3 separate regions of the Homo sapiens genome follow, and all the other regions are linked to region 3. The links are chromatin loops, found by intact Hi-C in ENCODE. Cell type or tissue: dorsolateral prefrontal cortex. All regions are shown on one strand. Links, peaks and the distances in the headings refer to the core of each region. The heading gives the core; the rest is flanking DNA. Region 1 overlaps SHTN1 (shootin 1). Region 2 has its middle 10 kb from the start of SHTN1. Region 3 has its middle 46 kb from the start of VAX1.

Evidence for each region. A loop is a pair of places that touch in the nucleus more often than their neighbours do. Peaks named below come from ENCODE experiments on the same cell type or tissue, not always from the same donor. Only the 100,000 strongest peaks of a DNase experiment are listed, where the experiment ranks them.
Region 1: it touches region 3 in a loop (2.5-fold over the local background); 1 of 110 quality-filtered maps calls a loop at or near these places.
Region 2: it touches region 3 in a loop (2.4-fold over the local background); 1 of 110 quality-filtered maps calls a loop at or near these places.

Annotation. Positions count from the first base shown.
Region 1 is chr10:116,969,379-116,975,808 of GRCh38, reverse strand. The region is part of intron 2 of SHTN1 (shootin 1); the gene reads left to right. Among named protein-coding and RNA genes, the nearest start is that of SHTN1, 33 kb to the left of the region's middle. In dorsolateral prefrontal cortex, for the core only: no CTCF peak of the experiment used is centred there; DNase peaks (open chromatin) are centred at 2,284 and 3,451; H3K27ac peaks cover 4,000 bases.
Region 2 is chr10:117,012,167-117,018,596 of GRCh38, reverse strand. It overlaps a transcript of SHTN1 not described here. Among named protein-coding and RNA genes, the nearest start is that of SHTN1, 10 kb to the right of the region's middle. In dorsolateral prefrontal cortex, for the core only: no CTCF peak of the experiment used is centred there; no DNase peak of the experiment used is centred there.
Region 3 is chr10:117,089,536-117,095,965 of GRCh38, reverse strand. It overlaps a transcript of SHTN1 not described here. Among named protein-coding and RNA genes, the nearest start is that of VAX1, 46 kb to the left of the region's middle. RefSeq lists enhancers at 612-1,130, 234-1,353. In dorsolateral prefrontal cortex, for the core only: no CTCF peak of the experiment used is centred there; a DNase peak (open chromatin) is centred at 3,345; H3K27ac peaks cover 2,306 bases.

The DNA of each region.
Region 1 (6,430 bases), core at 1,332-5,331, 120 kb after region 3:
TTGTATATATACATATAGATTCTGGCATAATGCATCCCAAGGATAAAAGCAGGAAATTTGGGGCAGGGGGAGTGGACCCATGTTTTGATGGATATTTTCTCTTTTTTTTGCAGTTCTTCCATTTTAGGAAAACTGCTGACTCTTTTATGTTTTTTTTTTTTATCAGTGACTTTGAGAATGGAGTCAATTTGTTTGAGTTTATAAGGAAAGCTCTTTTGAAGGGAAACCTTTTTATTGAATGCCTTCTGAGTACTGGGGTATAAAGAAAAATATATGAAGGTCCTACTCTTGAGTAAAACCACTCTAATGAGGACCTCAAATAAGTTGACAAATAACCACGATCAATTATGCTGCTCTGTGAGTGCCTAGAGCATGGCTGGGCAATGGACAAAGAACAAAAAGACAAGGTTCCTACTCTTTTCCATGTGATAACTTTTTACTAGCCTTTAATGCTTGCCTTAATAAATGTCACTTAGGTTTTTCAAAGTCTTCTCTAACTCTCTCACAAGCAGAATTTATTGCTTTTTTGGTAATAAGACATCTGCATATTTATGTATGTATGTATCACATTTATCAAGCAAAATTTATTGTCAAAATATTAGAGTATAAGCAAATGATGTGGGTTGCCTTCAAATGTAAAAACAGCGAGTTTTTTTAACATCAAGATAAATGGGGATTATGGAAATGGTGCTACTTGCTAGTTTCCATTATTTTTTGCCCATTTTCTAAGTGGACTTAGCAGTATGTGAAAAAGTAAGAGCCTATCATACTGAGGTGAACAACTCTTCAAATTTATATTTTTGGGGTATAGAAAAATAGATGACTATATATTTTGCAATCAACCAAATAAAATGGTTTACTTTGCTTGTGTAGCAATCACCATATTCAAATGTTAGTCATGCCTCCACAATTGAAGGGCATTCTCTTATGACTCACTCAGGATCTTTATCATAATCGTTTGGGTTTTTTTCCTATATGGGGGGAAAGCGTCATTGAGCTTTGAATGGAATAGCTTTCATGTTTCTCAGAGTGGTGGGGGTGGGGGTGTGTGTGGAGTGTGCGTAAAAAGAAGGAAATCTGTATAATAGAAGAATGTCTGCCTTTAAATAGTAAGTATTTATGTTTAGTATTATGTTCTGAGATCAAGTTTTGAAATGCATAAATGTTTAAGTGGCTGATTAGAAGTCGTTTGGGTGAGCTACTGTAACAGTGCATCAGGCGGTTCTGTCAGCTTGCCAGGAACAATGAATGAAAAGAGAATGAGACAGACACTTTCCAAGACTTATGTTTCAAGAAGCAGGATATATGATACTGTTTGCATCTTGGCTCAGTTGTCTATTGTTAAAATTTCTTCCTCTTGTGTAATATTCAGAGATGAAGGTCTCAAAGTATTTTATTTTTTAAAAAAATCAATAAAGAAGCCACTTTAAAGAGCAAGATATGCATCCATTATGCTAACTGTTCATGCATAATACATCCACATACATGCAGTTTCTTTGAGACAGAGTGGCAAGTGGTTGTGCCAGAGAAAAAGTAATTACTTAGCAGTTTGAAAGTGAAAATGAGTCTCTTATTAACAGCAATCTATCTAGAAACAAAGAGCAAGGATCTCTGTTCTGATGACATGTGTTTCCATCTAACACACAATACCTAGAATTTGGAGAATGCTGCAAGACAGCTTTGAGGGCAGCTACCACTTCTTTTTTGCCTGTGAAAATTGGAGGGAAAGAACTTTGAATTGGAAGAAAGAAGAACACCAAAAGAGAAAGAGAGTGAAAGGAATTCCATCCTAGTGGGAATGATTTAATGTGTTGTATTCTTTAGGGATAAGAGTGTAGAAATCCAGAAAGCACAGTTCTGGCCAGACTTACATAGGTGGAGCAGTAGAATTGTCGACTACTATTAAAAATGAATTGATGGTCCTTTCATTGTATGCCAAGGATTCTTAAACAGGTAAACAGGTAAAGTACACACAATTCTGATGCTGGGCATGTTTAAATCTTTAACTGTTGTAACTGGACATTAATGAACTTCAAGAAAAATGGTGTAGCATTAAACTTCTTCAGACTTAGTGGCGTTGTAGGCTCTGCTGTACGTTCCTTAGGAAATGGGTACATGTTTTGTTCAGTTCTGGTTTGGCAGTATTTCTCACATTATATCGGGTGTCCTTATGAATTGCTTACTTCATTTGTTGATCTTTTGTGGTAGATCATAAGTTTTTGTGAGAACACATTGTCTATTGTGTTCATGTATTGTGCCCAGTGTTTAACATAGTGGCTGGGCTGTGTGGGCCCTGTATAAATTTGTTCAGTTCTCAGAGGAGGAAATAATGACATTCAATGATTATAGTAGATACTTGCTTAAAAGTCTGATTCAGTCAACTGTAATGTACTTGCGTATGTATAGATTGTTCCCTGTCTTGGTATTGTGCATATGCAGTGCATATATGCACTTCTTGGGCCCTGAACTGCCCTATCTATAGGCTAGCAACCCTCTGATGCATTTGTGCACCAGGAAGACAAGCATGAATATTTATATTAGTGGAAGTTAGATACAATTTAGAATGTTGAGGTTTTTCTTGCATAACGTATACGTACAACAGAATATAAAGATTTCTTGGTATCTGTATCAGTTATCTGTACTTCTGCTGAGCCCTTTGAAGCAGACATTTTGATGTTGATGGTAGTTGGATGAATACGTGAGAGAGGGATGAATAACTGAGCTGCCCATTTTAGGGAGTGGGTGGTGCAAGGAAGATACTAATTCACACTGGAAAGGCTGTTTCTCTACAAATCAGTCTGCCAATGCTCAGAAATCCTGGTTTAGTTTCAGAAGCCAGGTATCTGCCTGGATGAGGCTCAAGGAAGAGATATGGAAAATAGCCAGGGCTTCTAATATTAAGGGCTTTCAAAACCAGCAAGGCCAACCTCCGGTCAATTCATCCCTTCATAAAGAGCCAAATAGAGACTCTAGAGTCGATGTAATGTTATCCAGCTTGCTTACATGAGCCAGCAGTTGTGCCACTGGGTTCTACCTCAGCCTTGAGCTACAGAGAATCGTTGGGCATCATAATTAAGTGATGTAGGCCCAAGAACATCTGTTGCTATTGCAAAGTCTTCATGAGCAATTCTCACACAAAAAGAAGCAGTTTTTACAAATGGTGCAGCTGCGTGAGCAGGGTAGAGGAAGGGGTGGGATGGGTGAGGGGCTTCTGTGTGGTGGAAAGATGAAACATTCTTCCAAAAAGGCCCGTTATCCTGGCTGACTTCCCTCTGTTGATAGAATGAGAGAAAGTTTGCAAGATTCTTTTCTGGGTTCACCTAAAAAGATGAAATAAGTGGGTGTTTGGATTTCTGCTTTTAGTAAATGCGTACATCCTCCATATTTTGCTCAGTTCTGGTTCAGAATAAGTAAGCTGCATTTGCAGCATGTGTAGACTCTCCCCACCCCCAACTCACACCCCTTTCAGCATAACAGATGGTAAATTCTGTGGCTGCCAGTTCTAGCATAATGTGGTTGCAGAAAATAGAAAGCAAAGCAACATGAAGACCCCTGATAGAACACAGCTGGGGATGGGAGACAGCTTGTGAATCTGCTGATGATAACCATAGGATTAGTGTGAACCCATATAGCTGGACTATAGAAATGGGCTACCTGCATGTTGGAATAAAACTGATGTTGAGACCTGTTACTAATCTGAGCTTGTCTACCTGGGCCTTAATAGCAGAGAGCGTGGACCTGACGTTTTTCTTCTGGGCAACTAGTACAAGCCTACCTAAAATTGTCATGCATCACATTAGTGATTGTGTATGATGTCAACTGGTGGCCTTTTTCAGATCTGACTAGATAGAGCACCATTCCTGTTTAATGCTTTTGCCATCCAAAGTCTCACTAAAAACTCTGGCTATTTGACTGAAGCGAGAATTGAATAAACCTCTAATTCCTTTAGGTAGAGCTTCGAGAGCTACATAGAGGGAACCAAGTGACATTAAGTCAGGAGCAACACTCCCAAGTGCCAGCTCTTAAATGAAGACAGTTTTTTACAAGACATCTCACATTTTTCAGAAATGCCAGATTAAGAAACATTAAATTAATTTGAAAGTAAAGCACCAGATATATTTCACTTGGCAATCATGACTCAGGAGTTTGAGCCTAGTCGGAAACTAGGTTTCTTTTTGTGCCTTATGCTACACTGTGCATTATTGGAGGAAGGTAGACAGACTGGTAGGGGTGGTGGGGAAATCCAGACCAAACAGAAGCCCATTCTAGAAAATGAGAGGAACATTCCTGAAACCGCTAGCCAGAAGTCTCCTATCATTAAGGGTTATGATGTCTAATGTAGTCCGTTTGGGTTGAGGAAGGAGCTAAGAAAAGCCTATATGCGAATTTAGAACTCTACTATTTCGAATTTTAAACACCAAAAAATCATAAATGTTGTTTGTTTAAGCTGAAACTACAGACTATATTAGACAGAATTATTATTATTTTTTACAGAGGATGGGATTGCCACGGGAAACCTTAATCAAAGAAATGCCTTCTCCTTTGGTAAATAAGTTAGGTCCAGCCTAACTCATTTTGACTGGGTGGGGGATCCTGAGTCAGGATTTAGTAACCAGATTTGCTAATTTAACACTGTGTACTTGTTTCATGTTCTCTTGCCAGAATACATTTACCCATATGAGCAGGTACAGTATGACATTTCAGTGGTTCTTTAGTGACTAAAGGGGAAAACTGAACTGCAAGCTTCTTACTTATTTTTAAAATATTTTGAAAGGACAGGAAAGGGCAGAGAATAGTATAACAAATACCCATTGCACAGAACTGTTATTTCTCTTGAAATTCAAAAATAAGGAATGCAGCAAATACAACTGAAAGTTCTCACCATTTCTAGTCCCATTCCCCTCCCTGTTTCCTAAGAGACAACTACTGTTATAAATGTTGTATATTTCTTTTTATTTCATATTTATATATATTAGATGTATCATAAAGCATATATAAATATATGAGATGCATTTGTGTATGTAAGATATTATTTGATATATCTGATATATCTTCTGCAACTCATTTAACATGATGGTTTGTTTTTTTTTTTTTTTGAGAGTAAGTCTCTCTCTGTCACCAGGCTGGAGTGCAGTGGCATGATCTTGGCTCACTGCAACCTCCGCCTCATGGGTTCAAGCAGTTCTCCTGCCTCAGCCTCCCAAGTAGCTGGGAGTACAGGCGTGTGCCACCACGCCCAGCTAACTTTTGTATTTTTAGTAGAGATGGGGTTTCACCATGTTGGCAAGGATGGTCTCGATCTCTTGACCTCATGATCCGCCTGCCTTGGCTTCCCAAAGTGCTGGGATTACCGACTTGAGCCACCGTGCCCGGCCAACATGATGGTTTTTAACGTTTATGTTGATACATACGGCTTTATTCATTTTCACTGCTCTGTAGTATAGTGTATGAACATACCATGATGTACTATTATTAAAAATGTGGAACATTTTTGTATATGTTATACATTACTAGAGATTCTCTGGGTATATACACCTAGAAGTAGAATTGCTGAGTCATAGGGAAGTATGTATTCAATTTTGATAGAAGTTTTTTTCCAAAGTAATTATACCAATTGACACATCCATCAGTGGTCTATGAGATTTCCTGTCTCCTGGTATCAGATTTTTTCAGTTTTTGCCAGTCCGATAGGTGAGACTATCTCATTGTTTTTATCTGGATTTTTCACATTATGTGACATCATAATTTTTTAGCTATTGAAAATCGGAATTAAGAACATCCAAAGGGATGAAATTCCTATATATTTATATGGCAGGTTAGCAATCAAATATAATTTAAAATTGTGCTTTATTCATATGGCACTCTTAGGGAATAAGGTATTCCCAAGATAATACATTTAAAATTACTACTCTAATAGCTAGAAATTACTTTTTAATGTTTTAGCTACTTGTGGTGAATATCTTGTTATATATCCCTGTTTTATGAAATTCAAGATATACTGAATTCAGTCCTTATAATAATAAACATTAGGTTTTTTAAAAAAATTCATTAATGCCTCCAGGGCCTATCAATACAGGAGATACTTGTTTCTATACCAGATACCCTAAAAGGTCCTTATGCTCTAATAGTTATTTTTGCCTTTTATGGTCTTGCCTCCCAAAGTCTTTTCAGTGAGTTCTCCCACCTTTTTAAATTAAAAATCGGTTTATATAAATGATATGTGCTTAGTATGGAATATTTTATCTTCTCTTCTTTTAATTTGGTACCTTCCTCTATTCCGAATTCTGAGGACACATGGATCACTTTTTCTTGGGTGAGAGTGTGTGCCATGTGGCTGCCTTTTGCCCTCATGCAGTAGTCTTTTTTTTGAGTCAGAGTCTCACTCTGTCGCCCATGCTGGAGTGCAATGGTGTGATCTCGGCTCAGTGCA
Region 2 (6,430 bases), core at 1,639-5,638, 78 kb after region 3:
CCATCTCAAAAAAAAAAAAAAAAAAAAATGGTGAGAGCAGACATCCAATCTTAAGGGGAGAAAAATATTTTCCTTTTTTTTTTTTTTTTAAAAAAAATACACATACACCCTTTATCAGATTGAGTAGATTCCCTTCTACTTCTAGTTTGCTGTTAGTTTTCATCATGAATTGATATTGAATATTTTCAAATGCTTTTTTTCTAAATCTATTGAGATGATATTACAGGTTTTCATTTTTACTATGTTAATATGGTAGATGCCAGTTGATGTGTAGCTTCTTATTCTGGAATAATTTTAGATTTACAGAAAAGCTGCAAAAATAATACAGAGTATACCTAGAATTCTTGTATACTCTTCACCCAGCCCACTGGGTACATAACCACAGTACATTTGTCAAAACTAAGAAATTAACATTGGTATAATACTCTTAACCAAACTAGAGACTTGATTTGGATTTTACTCATTTTTTCACTAATGCCCTTTTTCTGTTCCAGGATCCAGTCCAGAATACTACATCAATTGTAGTCATCATGTCTGCTTAGTCCCTTCTGGTCTGTGACAGTTTTTTAGTCTTCCCATGTTTTCTGTGGTCTTAGCAGTTTCGAAGATTATGGGGCAGGTATTTTGTAAAATGTCCATCAAGTTGTGTTTGTCTTTCTTTTTTTATTATTATTATTAGACTGGGGTTATGGGTTTTAGGAAAAATACCACGGAAGAGAGGTGTATTTCTCATTGCGTCATATCAATGTAAGTTAATAAATATGACTTACCACTATTGATGTTAACCTTGATCACTTAGTTAAACTGCCGTCTGCTAGGATTCGCCACTGTAAGGTTGCTATTTTTCCTTCTTCCATCTCTTATTTTTGGAAGCAAGTGACTGAATCCAGCCTACACTCAAGGAAAGGGGAGTTATACTCCAACCCCTGCGGGGGTATATTTACATACATTAGTTGGAAATCTAAAATAACACTTTTTTCCTTCTTCCTCATTAATTTTCTACTTAATCATTTATTTATATCAGTATGAACTCATGGATATTTATCTAATCTTTTGGTTAGATTGTAATACTACTGTTATTTTATTTAATTTTTTTTTTTTTTTTTGAGACGGAGTCTCGCTCTGTCGCCCAGGCTGGAGTGCAGTGGCGTGATCTCGGCTCACTGCAAGCTCTGCCTCCCGGGTTCACGCCATTCTCCTTCCTCAGCCTCCCGAGTAGCTGGGACTACAGGCACCCGCCACTGCACCCGGCTAATTTTTTGTATTTTTAGTAGAGATGGGGTTTCACCGTGTTAGCCAGGATGGTCTCGATCTCCTGACCTCGTGATCCGCCCTCCTCGGCCTCCCAAAGTGCTGGGATTACAGGCGTGAGCCACCGCGCCCGGCCTTGTTATTTGTTTTGTTGCTCAAATTTTTCTAACTGCAGCTGTTGAGAGCTCTTTCAGGTTGGTTCCTGAGTCCTTTTGACATGCCCTACATCTTTTCTTCTTTTCTTTTTCTGGCACTACAAGATGCTCTAGGTTCATCTTGTAGACCTCCTGCCACAGCCTTAGAATCAGCCATTTCTCAAAAGAGCCCTGATTCTTTCTCTTAGAGAATGGTATTCAGAAACCAAGATCTGGGTTTTGGCTATGCTCATGCTTGTGGTTTATCACTGTTTCTAGGCCTTCTCAGTGGACAAAACTAGGATATAATTATGTATATGTACATTAACCCATGCATATACATATACCTTTATGTATGTACCTATTTGTATATATTAATATCAACATGAGTTCATACTGATATCTCTCTAGCACCATAGGGTTCATTCTAGCCTTCCTTTCTTATGTTAATTCTGATACAATGTTTGTTTTATTCCAGTGCAACTGATATATTAAGGAATAATTTGGCCAGGTGCGATGGCTCACGCCTGTAATCCCAACACTTTGGGAGGCTGAGGCAGGCAGATCACCTAAGGTCAGGAGTTCAAGATCAGGCTGGCCAGCATAGTAAAACCCTGCCTCTACTAAAAATACAAAAAGTAGCCGGGCGTGGTGGCACACGCCCGTAGTTCCAGCTACTTAGGAGGCTGAGTCTGGAAAATCGCTTGAAGCCAGGAGGCAGAGGTTGCAGACAGCCGAGATTGCACCACTGCACTCCAGTCTAGGTGACAGAGCGAGACTCAGTCTCAAACAAACAAACAAACAAAAGGAATAATTTGAGCATGGTACATATTTCACATTTCTTTTGTATGATTTCATCCTTGAGGAACACTAGATGAACAGAGAAAATTGCATCCATCTAAATCAAGCCAAATTGGGATACATAAAACGCACACACAGACACACATACGCCTCAAACATCTACAACTACCTTAGTTCATCATATGTATTATCCAATAAGGTTATGTTTTGCTATTCTTTTACATTTGTGAACCTGTAAAAGAATGCCATTCTTTTACATTTTTGAACCTGTGTAAGAGTGCTATTTGTTTACATTTGTGAATCTGTATAAGAATGCTATTCTTTCACATTTGTGAAGCAGTGAGAAATATATATACCTCAAACACATCTAAATGTGTGGTTCAAAAATGCTAAGCAGTGAATGCAAAAAGAAAGCTTTAGGTATTGAGGAGAAACTTGAAATAATGAAGTGTTTATCAAAAAACAAAATAGCATAACATCTTTCAAGCATAAAGGAATCCACATTGAGGACCTTGAAGAACAATACCGTGAAAACAAAAGAAACATCTATGATGGCTTAACTTCAAATGCTATAGAGTCAATAGGAACACAGCCTGAAGAATTAGAAGAAATAGAAAGATTGTTGAGCATTTGAATTGAAAACCAAACAGGAACATTTTTTCCTACAATCAGAAAGAAAGCACTGTATATGAAGACTTTCAAAGAAATTGCCACATCTTGCAGAAGTGGTTCCATTTAGTGTAGATAGTGGCTGGATTTGTGGTTTCAAACATTACTACAGGCCGGGCACGGTGGCTCACGCCTGTAATCCCAGCACTTTGGGAGGCTGAGGCAGGCGAATTACCTGAGGTTGGAAGTTCGAGACCAGCCTGACCAACATGGAGAAATCCCGTCTGTACTAAAAATACAAAATTAGCCAGGCGTGGTGGTGCATGCCTGTAATCCCAGCTACTCAGGAGGCTGAAGCAGGAGAATCGCTTGAACCTGGGAGGCACAGGTTGTGGGGAGCTGAGATCGTGCCATTGCACTCCAGCCTGGGTGACAAGAGCAAAACTCCATCTTAAAACAAACAAACAACAACAAAAACAAAAAACCAAAACAAACAAAAAAAATTACTACAATTTCCAAAGCCTTCAGCTGTCAGCAGAGCCAGAGTCCAGCTGGGAAAGGCAAGTACAGCTGAGAAAGTAGCAAAGAAGTCCAACAGTGACACAGAAGTTAATTAAGAAGAAGGCCATTTATTGGATTGAAATTCTAACTTAGATGAAACAGATATCTGTTACAAATGCCTTCCTTGAAGGACCTGCAAATCAGTCAGGGAAAAAAAAAATGCCTCAGGATTTAAGACTTTGAAAGTACTGTGATGTTTGAATCCAACCACAAAACCAAGGATAATGAGCCACACCCATCCACATGTGCTGTTACAACTTTCCCATTGGATTTCAAATAACCCTTCTTCCATCACTTTGCAGTAACTCAAAAGCTGTAGCCTTTATGATGCCTATGTTCACAAACTTTAGGTGTTTTAAAACTAAAATACCACATTGATTGTAGCATTATGCATTTCTTAATCATTTCTTATATAAAACTATGGTACTATTTTAAAATTAGGTTCCTATTTTTGTTCTAATCTTTCACTGAATAAGTTTTTAAATGTTGTGCTACTAGCTTCATTTTTCCCATGAGACCTATGGTTTTTATTGTACAATTTTGCACAGCATAATAATTTTTAAGAACACATAAGTTGTGTTGTAGCAGAACTGACTGTAACTTCTTTCTCTTATGGTGAGAAACCTGCCTCCCATTATCTACAGTTGATTTACTTATTTATTCAACCCTACCCTACATGTAGAGTAGTTTGAGAATTGCTAACCCATACTCTAGAGAGAGGTAGATTTGCCAGCTAGAAGGGTGCTGATGTATGGTTCCTTTTGTCTTCAGCCTTACGGTGTCCAGTCAAAGTACAGTTATCCAAAGTTTCTTAAGTCAGATCCTTTCCCCCATCCCTTCCCCTTCAGTAAGGTAATGTCATATATTAGTAATATGGTTCGATTTATTTGTCATTTTCTGCATTCTATCCTGGGATTTCCCTATCTTGGCTGACTTGTTATTAAATTTGCATGCAGCAAAGTCCATTTTTGGGATGTATACCTCTTTGGATTTTGACAAGTGCATTGAGTCATCTATCCAACACCCCTGTACCATACAGAATAATTCTATCACCCTAAAAATTCCCTTGTATTCCCCCTTTATATTCAACCCTTCCATTCGTCCTCAACCCCTGGTAGCCATGATCTGTTTCTTATTTTTATAGTTTTGCCTTTTCATGATGTCATATAAATTGAACCATATTGTATATAGCCTTCTGGGTCTGGATTATTAAATTTAACAGAATGCATTCAAGATCTGTATACACTGTATCCACTCAGTAGCTCATTCTTTTAAAATTGATGTATATATTCCATTTTATGGAAAAAAAATATATATATACACACACACATATTTGGAAGATATATATATTTGTTCATTCACCTATTGAGGGACATCTTGGCTTTTTCCAGTTATTGGTGATTATTAATAAAGCTGTTATAAACATTTGTATATGGGTTTTTCTGTGAACATAAGTTTTCCGCTCATTTGGGTAAGCCCCGGGAGTGGAACCACCAAGTTGTATGGCAAATGTATTTCTAATTTTATAAGGAACTGCTAAGTTGTCTTTCAAAGCGGCTGTACCATTTAAAATAGCTACCTGCAATTAAAGAGGGTTACTGTTGCTCTGTGTCTTTCTCAGCATTTGGGATTGTTCCTTTTTTATTTTAGCCATCCTAATAGATACATAGTATTATATCATTGTTGTTTTAACTTGCATTTCACTAGTGACAAATAATGTTGAGCATCTTTTCATGTGCTTATTTTCCATTTAAAAATATTTTTCTGGGCCAGGCATGGTGGCTTATTCCTGTAATCCCAGCACTTTGGGAGGCCGAGGTGGGCAGATCACCTGAGATCAAGAGTTTGAGATCAGCCTGGCCAACATAGTGAAACCCTGTCTCTACTAAAAATACAAAAATTAGGTGGGCGTGGTGGCGGGTGCCTGTAGCCCAGCTACTGGGGAGGCTGAGGCAGGAGAATCACTTGAACCAGGGAGGCAGAGGTTGCAGTGAGCCGAGATGGTACCACTGCACTCCAGCCTGGGACACAGAGCAAGACTCAGTCTCAAAAAATAAATAAATAAATAAACTTCTTTTGGTAAAGTATCTGTTTATATATTTTGCCAATTAATCTTTTTTACTTTTGACTTATTTTAATATTTATTTTTAAAAAAATTTATATAGTTTTTAGAGATGGGGTCTTGTTCTGTTGCCCAAGCTGGAATGCAGTGGTTCACTGCAGCCTTAAACTTCTAGGCTCAAAATCCTCCAGCTCAGCCTTCTGAAGAGCTGAAATTACAGGCACAAGCCACTACATTGGCTCTTATTGTTGGAGTTTTAAGAGTACTTTAAATATTTAGAATACAAAATATTAATATGTGATTTATTTAATGTGTGATACAAAATATTAATATGTGATTTTTAAAATGTGAATTAATATGTAATTTGTAAATATTTTCCCTCATCTATGGCAGGTATTGTTAATCTGTTTCTTTTATCTTTCATAAAATCTAATTTATCAATTCTTTTATTGATTACGCTTTTGGCATCGTATTTAAAAACTAATTGCCAGACTTTAGGTTACACGGTTTTTTCTCTTGTGTCTCATTTTTAAAGTTTTACTGTTTCAGGTTTTACATTTTGGTCTATTATCCATTTTGAGTTAATTTTTCTATGAGGCATGTGTTGCGGCTCCTTTTTATAAAAAAAAGAAAGGATGTCCAGTTGATCTAGCACCAAGTTTTGAAAAGACTTTTTTTTTCCCATTGAATTGGTTTTGTTACTTTGCAGAAAAAAAGTGATTCACTATATTTGTGTGGATCAACTTTTGGGATGGTTAATGCATCTTCCTTTTGCCAATACTACATTGTCTTAATTATTGTAGCTTTATAGTTAGTCTTGGAAATCAGGTAGCGTGAGTCCTCCAACTTTGTTCTTATTCAGAATTGTTTTGGCTATTCTAGTTTTTGTTTTGTTTTGTTTTTTGCCTTTCCATAATACATTTTATGATCAGCTTGGATTTGGATTGGGATTGCATTGGATCTATAGGTTAAATTTGGAAGAATTGACATTTTAGCAATATTGAGGGTTTTT
Region 3 (6,430 bases), core at 1,399-5,398:
ATACATTTTAAAGCTCAAGGGCAAAATAGAGGTGTTTTCAATCCATTTGATACTGAACCTTCTCAGCTCCCTCAACTGCAAGGCATGTAGCTTTCTCTGTGAGTGAAAATACTAGCAAATAAAATGCTGCTTGCAGAATCTTGTCCAAAAGACTACAGTGGGAATCCATGGGGAAAAGAAAAAGAGACCTGAAAAAGAAATTAATTAATATACAGTAGGTCAAAAGAATGATGATGATCATAAATTCACTAAATCAGAGTGGAAAATGTAAGGAAAAAAATGAAACTTTTTTTCAGATATTCTATTTTCTGTCCTGTTATATATTTTTGTTTTATGGAAGGAAAAGATGAAGAGAATAGTACGCATTTCTCTTTCAATGGCTTGAATGGAAAATGTTTTTAAAAAGTCAGTCTCCTGGTCCCTAATCTAAATTATGGTCATTTTCAGTTTCCTGGGTTTTATACATAACTCTAGATTCTTCTTAGTGTGATATTTTCGAAGCAAACCTTAATACAGTCTCAATGTGTGGTTTCCCCCCTGGGTTTTAGTTTCAGATACCGTATTGTGAGTCTTCAGACATGTTGAGTCCCCCTAATGTTAAATGGTAATTGCCAGAAGTATAGGTGGGGATGGAAACATTGTTATATTTTGTTCATTTTTCACACTTCAGCAGTTATCCCTTTTTCTCTCTTGCTGTATGCTTATTAGGGTATGAAATGCAGGTGTGTGGGAAATGGCTAGCGGACATTGACAGGTTATTTTGTTGGTCACTGCCTAATTAGTAGCATAGTGGATGCACCCTGCTAAGCTTTAGTGTGGGGCAGCAGAGCTGGTCTGTTCTAATTTCCTCACGGCTTTGATATTCGCCAAGAGATTGACGGTTTACACAAAAAGCCAAGGCCCGAAGGAGGCCTGTGGAAACAATGAGCCTTCTTGCTTGTAGACACCACAGATGTGAGAGAAAGCTGGCTAAAAACAATTGGCTGACACTGTCTAATTGTCTCCGATGTCAGCGTCATTAATGTTTTCCCATGTAAAACGGAGAAGGCCAAGGTTGTATCCTCCCTTGATTTTGAGGCACATGATTATGTAACTTATCGAGATTCAGATTAAGTGTTAATTGTATTTATGCAATAAGGAAACTGAAGCTACCTTGGATTTAATGAATATGTGCTTAATTAATTTTGACAGCTTTTATCTTTATTACCTTCTGAATAATTCTTATCAGAATTAATAACATTTTCCAGTAATTAAAATCACAACTCACTTAATGATAATATATATTTACATTTCTTTCTAAGTTCAAACCAGGGAAATGATTATGAAACTTCGCTTATCTTCTGGGAAGCCTCTTACCAGGGTGTTAAGCAATAATTAGAACAAATACTTTGAGATGTCAGCAGAGCTTTTCAAATTAGACAACTGACCCAAGTGTTCTAAAGAAACACATGGTAATAACCAAGAAGTACCAAATTACAAGGCTACCCCTGTGAAACTCCAGACCTATTTTTATCTATGAAATGGCTTTAAAGATTTTTTCCTGAGGAGGGGAAAACTGGGGAAGGTGAAACCCTAGGAAGAACTGACAGATTGGACTGAAATTAAACATTTTTTTGCAAGGTAAGATCTTCCTACAGTGCTGATGATATATCAATCCAAGCTGAAGTATATTGCGTGTCATTGTAATCAGCAAATATTACACAGTTTGTACTGTGTGGCAACATCTGTGACACCAAAATAAGTCAAGACAAATACTGTCATTTCTGCTCCTTTTGGTATTTCTTAGGTCTTTTTGGGGCAATACATTTTTCTCATCAGAGCGGTGTAGTGCCTCAGATAGTGGCAGAGCAACGGAGTTGTGCCCAGGAGGAGAGATACTCTGTGATTTGTTTATGGTCTGTGATGCTTCTGAGTCAGGGAAGCCCACATATCCTGAGTTCCACATTGAGTTAAAATATATCAAATTTGTTTCTCAAAAATAATATATTGGAAGAATTAGCCTCCCTCAAAATCATTTCTCCAGGAAGCTCCATGTTTTCCTCTGAACCTTTTATTTACCCAGGTTTGTTACTTGAGTGCACAACTACCCTTGACAGAAAGCATTGGTTTTTGAACTTGGGGTCATGTATAGAAAATCATATTGCTGAGTGTTTGGCTTCCTGTATCCCTTCTTTACCTGCACAATAGCACTGACAAAGTGCAGTCCACACAGTGAATGCCCATTGTGTGTGGTTCCAATGCATTGTCCACAATTGTTTCCTAGTTGTTCCGTAAGTTGTTACAGTACAGCTTATGACTAAAGAGAGCCTGGTGTCGTGAAAAAGTCCGTAGCCTTTGGGGTTGGGTAGATCGGAGTTTGAATCTGGCCTCAGCTACTTATTAGCTGAATGACTTTTGACATGACTTTTTTGAGTCTCAGGTTTTTGTTTTGTTTAGTTGTGTTGTGTTTTTGAGACAAGATCTTTCTCTGTCACCCCAGCTGGAGTGCAGTGGCATGATCTCGGCTTATCCTCCCACCTCGGCCTCCCGAGTAGCTGGAACCACAGGCATGCACCATGATACGTGGCTTTTTTTTTCATTTCAAGTTATTAATAATAATGCCTTGCAGGGTTGGTGTGAGCTTGAAAGATAGTGATTGTGAAGTGCTCAACACAAGATCACCTGCAGTAGCTGTAAAATGGTGGCTACCATTATTATTGTAGTAATACTTTCTGCACTTGTGGGCTCTGCTGCCTCCAATTTCTAATTGTATGTATCTGGGCATGCTACCTAACTTGTCTTAGCTTAGTTCCTCATGTGTAATATGGGATGATGGTAGTATATACTCAGTGTCCTTGTGAGGGATAGTGAACTGAGGATAGTAATACTAATGATAGTAGATATAATGACTACTACTGACATTTATTGAAGGAGTTCTCATTATATATTGTAGAGTCTGAAGCATTTAGGACTCTATAAGTATTGGCTGCTATTCTTGCATTTATTGTGAAGCCCTTAGAATTGTTGAAGAATTTCAGCTCTGTCAAATTCTTCATGTACTGCTATTAGTGGACCTGGTGGAACTGTCCCTCAACCAGGCATTTCTTATCTATGAGCTGAAGAAAGTATTACATATGAGCCCATACCCTTTTCTTTTTAAACCCTTCAGCCTCAGTCTCTCCCTTATCTCCCCCTCACTTTTTCTAAAATTCGGTTCTCTAAAGACAGTAACAATGTGAAAGCTCACCCTGAATAAGTCCAAGCTTCTCCAGAAAATGGTAATTGCTCATCTTGATTTATTCCAGTACATAAACTATCTGCATGCAGCTTTTCTCTCAGTGACCCAAACCAGCTGGGCGCCGTTGCCTCATGATTGGCAGATCCTTATGCACTGGGTGCAGCCAGATGGGTCTAGAGAATGCCTTCTTCTTCCCCTTTGTTTTTATTGGCTTAATTTGTCCCCAAAGGGGATAAAGTTTCACAATTTTTAAATACCGTGTCTGCATTTGTGTGTGTTGGTTCATTTCAAACACACAGGGATTTACTCCTACAGATTTATCAATTCTCGCATTTGTCGCAAATTCTGGATAAAGGATGTTGTAGCTTGGTCATCTAGAGAATCATAGGCTTTCATATGCAGCAGCAAGAGAGTTTCTGAGAGGCTAGTGTCATTACCCAAACTAGAGTTTGCTTGCCTGTGAGAGGCCAAAGTTATAACCTAACCTATTATGTTCACATCCTTACTGGGGATCATTTAAGCCCATGGCTTCAAATCAGTTCAGTAAACATCTCTTAAACATCGGTTATTTGCAAGCTACTGTGTTGGGCATAGTGAATGCAAATCTAAGTACGGGAAGTACTATGCAATATAGTGGTTACATGTACAGGCTTTGGTGTCACATCTGGGTTAAATCTTTCATCTATCCCTTATTAGTTTAGACGTTTTCCTCATTTATAAGGGGTTGAGAATACCAATCTCCCAGGGTTGTTTTTAAGGCTAAATGAGACACTGTATGTAAAGCCCTGATCACTTGACACATGGCAGTCATTAATAAGACACAGTCCCTGCCTCAACTGGAGGATACAGGCATGGAAAAGAGATCATTTCCATGTCATGTAGTAAGGGAACTAGGCTCATTCTGGCAGAGTGGGAGGAAGAGGGCTTAGAGAAACCTTCCTGGAAAGGACACTCACTACTTGCCTTCGGTCTTGATGGATGAGGCAGTCATTCATGTAAAGTAGGGCAAGGGACCATATTTTCCCAGTGGAAGGACCAGCATGAGCAAATGCATACTGGAGAAAATGTATATGCTAAAAACTGCAAGAAATTCAGTGTTGTTAGGAACTCAAAGCCTTTGGATTGTGCTTACCTGTTAAGAGAGGCTGCTTGGAAATGGGCTGGCATTCTTTGGGCCTTTGTTTTTGTTCCCTCAGGGTAACTTAGTAGGTTCCACCTCCCCTTAGAAGGTGACATAGTCCAAGGAATACCAGTTCTTCTTTAATTTGCTTAGCTTCTGTTCTGAAAGGAAAGGTCATTTATGGGGAAAGGTCATGTCTGTCATTTAAGGAAAAGTCAAATGTGGATTTCCAGAGCTTTCCTTTTTGACTGTGTGACCTTATGCTATTTAGCCTGTGTCTCAGATTCCTCATCTATAAAATTTAAAATTTGGATAGTAATACTATTTACCTCATCTGAGATATTTCAGGATTAAGTGATACAATCCATGTAAAGTATTTGGAACAGTCCCTGGCACAACGCGTAAGCTCGATAAATGTTAATATTGATGCGTTAATTACTCTCAGGAGTATTTCCATTCAGAAGAAGGCAGAATTTAACTGAGAGTAATGGTGGACTTTTTCAGCATGATGTCATTTCCTATTTGGAACAGAGGTCAAGAGAAATAGTAAAAGGTGATCCTGTGCTTTCAATCTTCTCTTCCAGAGGATAATTTAGTGCTACCACACACACTGTAGTTGGAAAGGGAAGCACAGTTCCTAAATCATCATTCTGAGCCAACTTGTGCTCTTCTGTCACAGGGTCAGAAGCCTTTAAAGAAAAAGTCTTGGGAACAGATCCACCCCAACAGTCAGATCCTTTTTCTTATTCTTCTTCCCCTTCTCTATCCTCTTTTTCCTGGCTCACCTTTCCCTCCCTCCCTCCCTCCTTTCCTTCCTTCCTTCCTTCCTTCCTTCCTTCCTTCCTTCCTTCCTTCCTTCCTTCCTTCCTTCCTTCTGTTTTCACAAATTAGGGCACATGGCTTGGAGAACAGAGGACGGGGCGGATTTTAAATTCATAGCTAGGTGCCCTTGTGTAAGACAACTGGCACAATCATATGAAACAGCCCTTATTCCCTTCTGAATTCTTAACTTTTATTTGAGCCCACCCAATGGTGATTGTTTTGTTTTATTTCAAATTGTGGAAAATACATATAGCATAAAATTGACCATCTTAACCATTTTTAAGTGTACAGTTTAGTAGTGTTAAGTGTATTCACATTATTGTGAAGCTAATCTCCAGAACTTCTTCATCCTGCAAAACTGAAGCTCTGTACCTGTTAAAACAACAACTCCCCAGCCTTCTGTCCCCTGGCCCCTGACGACCAAATTCTACTTTCTGTCTCTATGAATCTGACTACTCTAGGTACCTTTATCAGTGGGATATCAGTATCTGTCCTTTTGTGACTGGCTTATTTAAACTGACTTAGTGTCCTTTAAGGTTCATCCATGTTGTAGCACGTGTCAGAATTTCCTTTCTTTTTAAGGATGAATAATTCCATTGTATGTATATTACAATTTGTTTACCCATTCATTATTGATGGACATTTGGGTTGCTTCTTTCTTTTGGCTGTTAGTAACAGTGCTGCTATGAACATGAACATGGGTGTACAAATATCTCTTTGAGACTCTGCTTTCAGTTCTTTGGGATTTATACCCAGAAGTGATATTGTAGGATCTTCTTTGAAGAACCACTGTGCTGTTTTCCATAGCGGCTGCACTATTTTACATTCTCGCCAACAGTGTACAAGGGTTCTAATTTCTCCACATCCTCACCAACATATGTTGTTTTCTATTTGTTTTTTGTTTTGTGTTTTTTGATAGCCATTCTAATGGGTATGAGGTGGTGTTTCATTGTGGGTTTGATTTTTATTCCCCTAATGATTTTCATTTTCCTAGTATTTCCATAATGAATGAAATGTCTATTCAATTCCTTTTCCTATTTTTGAGTCAGCTTGTTTGTTTCTGTGGTTGAGTTTTAGAGTTCTTTATATATTCTGAATATTAATATTTTATCAGATATATGATTTGCAAATATTTTCTCCCATTCCGTATGTTTTCTTCTCATTCTGTTGATACTGTCCTTTGATGCACAGAAGTTCTTAATCTTGATGTAGTTCAGTTTATTTTTACTTTTGTTGCCTGTGCTTTTGACGCCCTATCCAAAAAAATCATT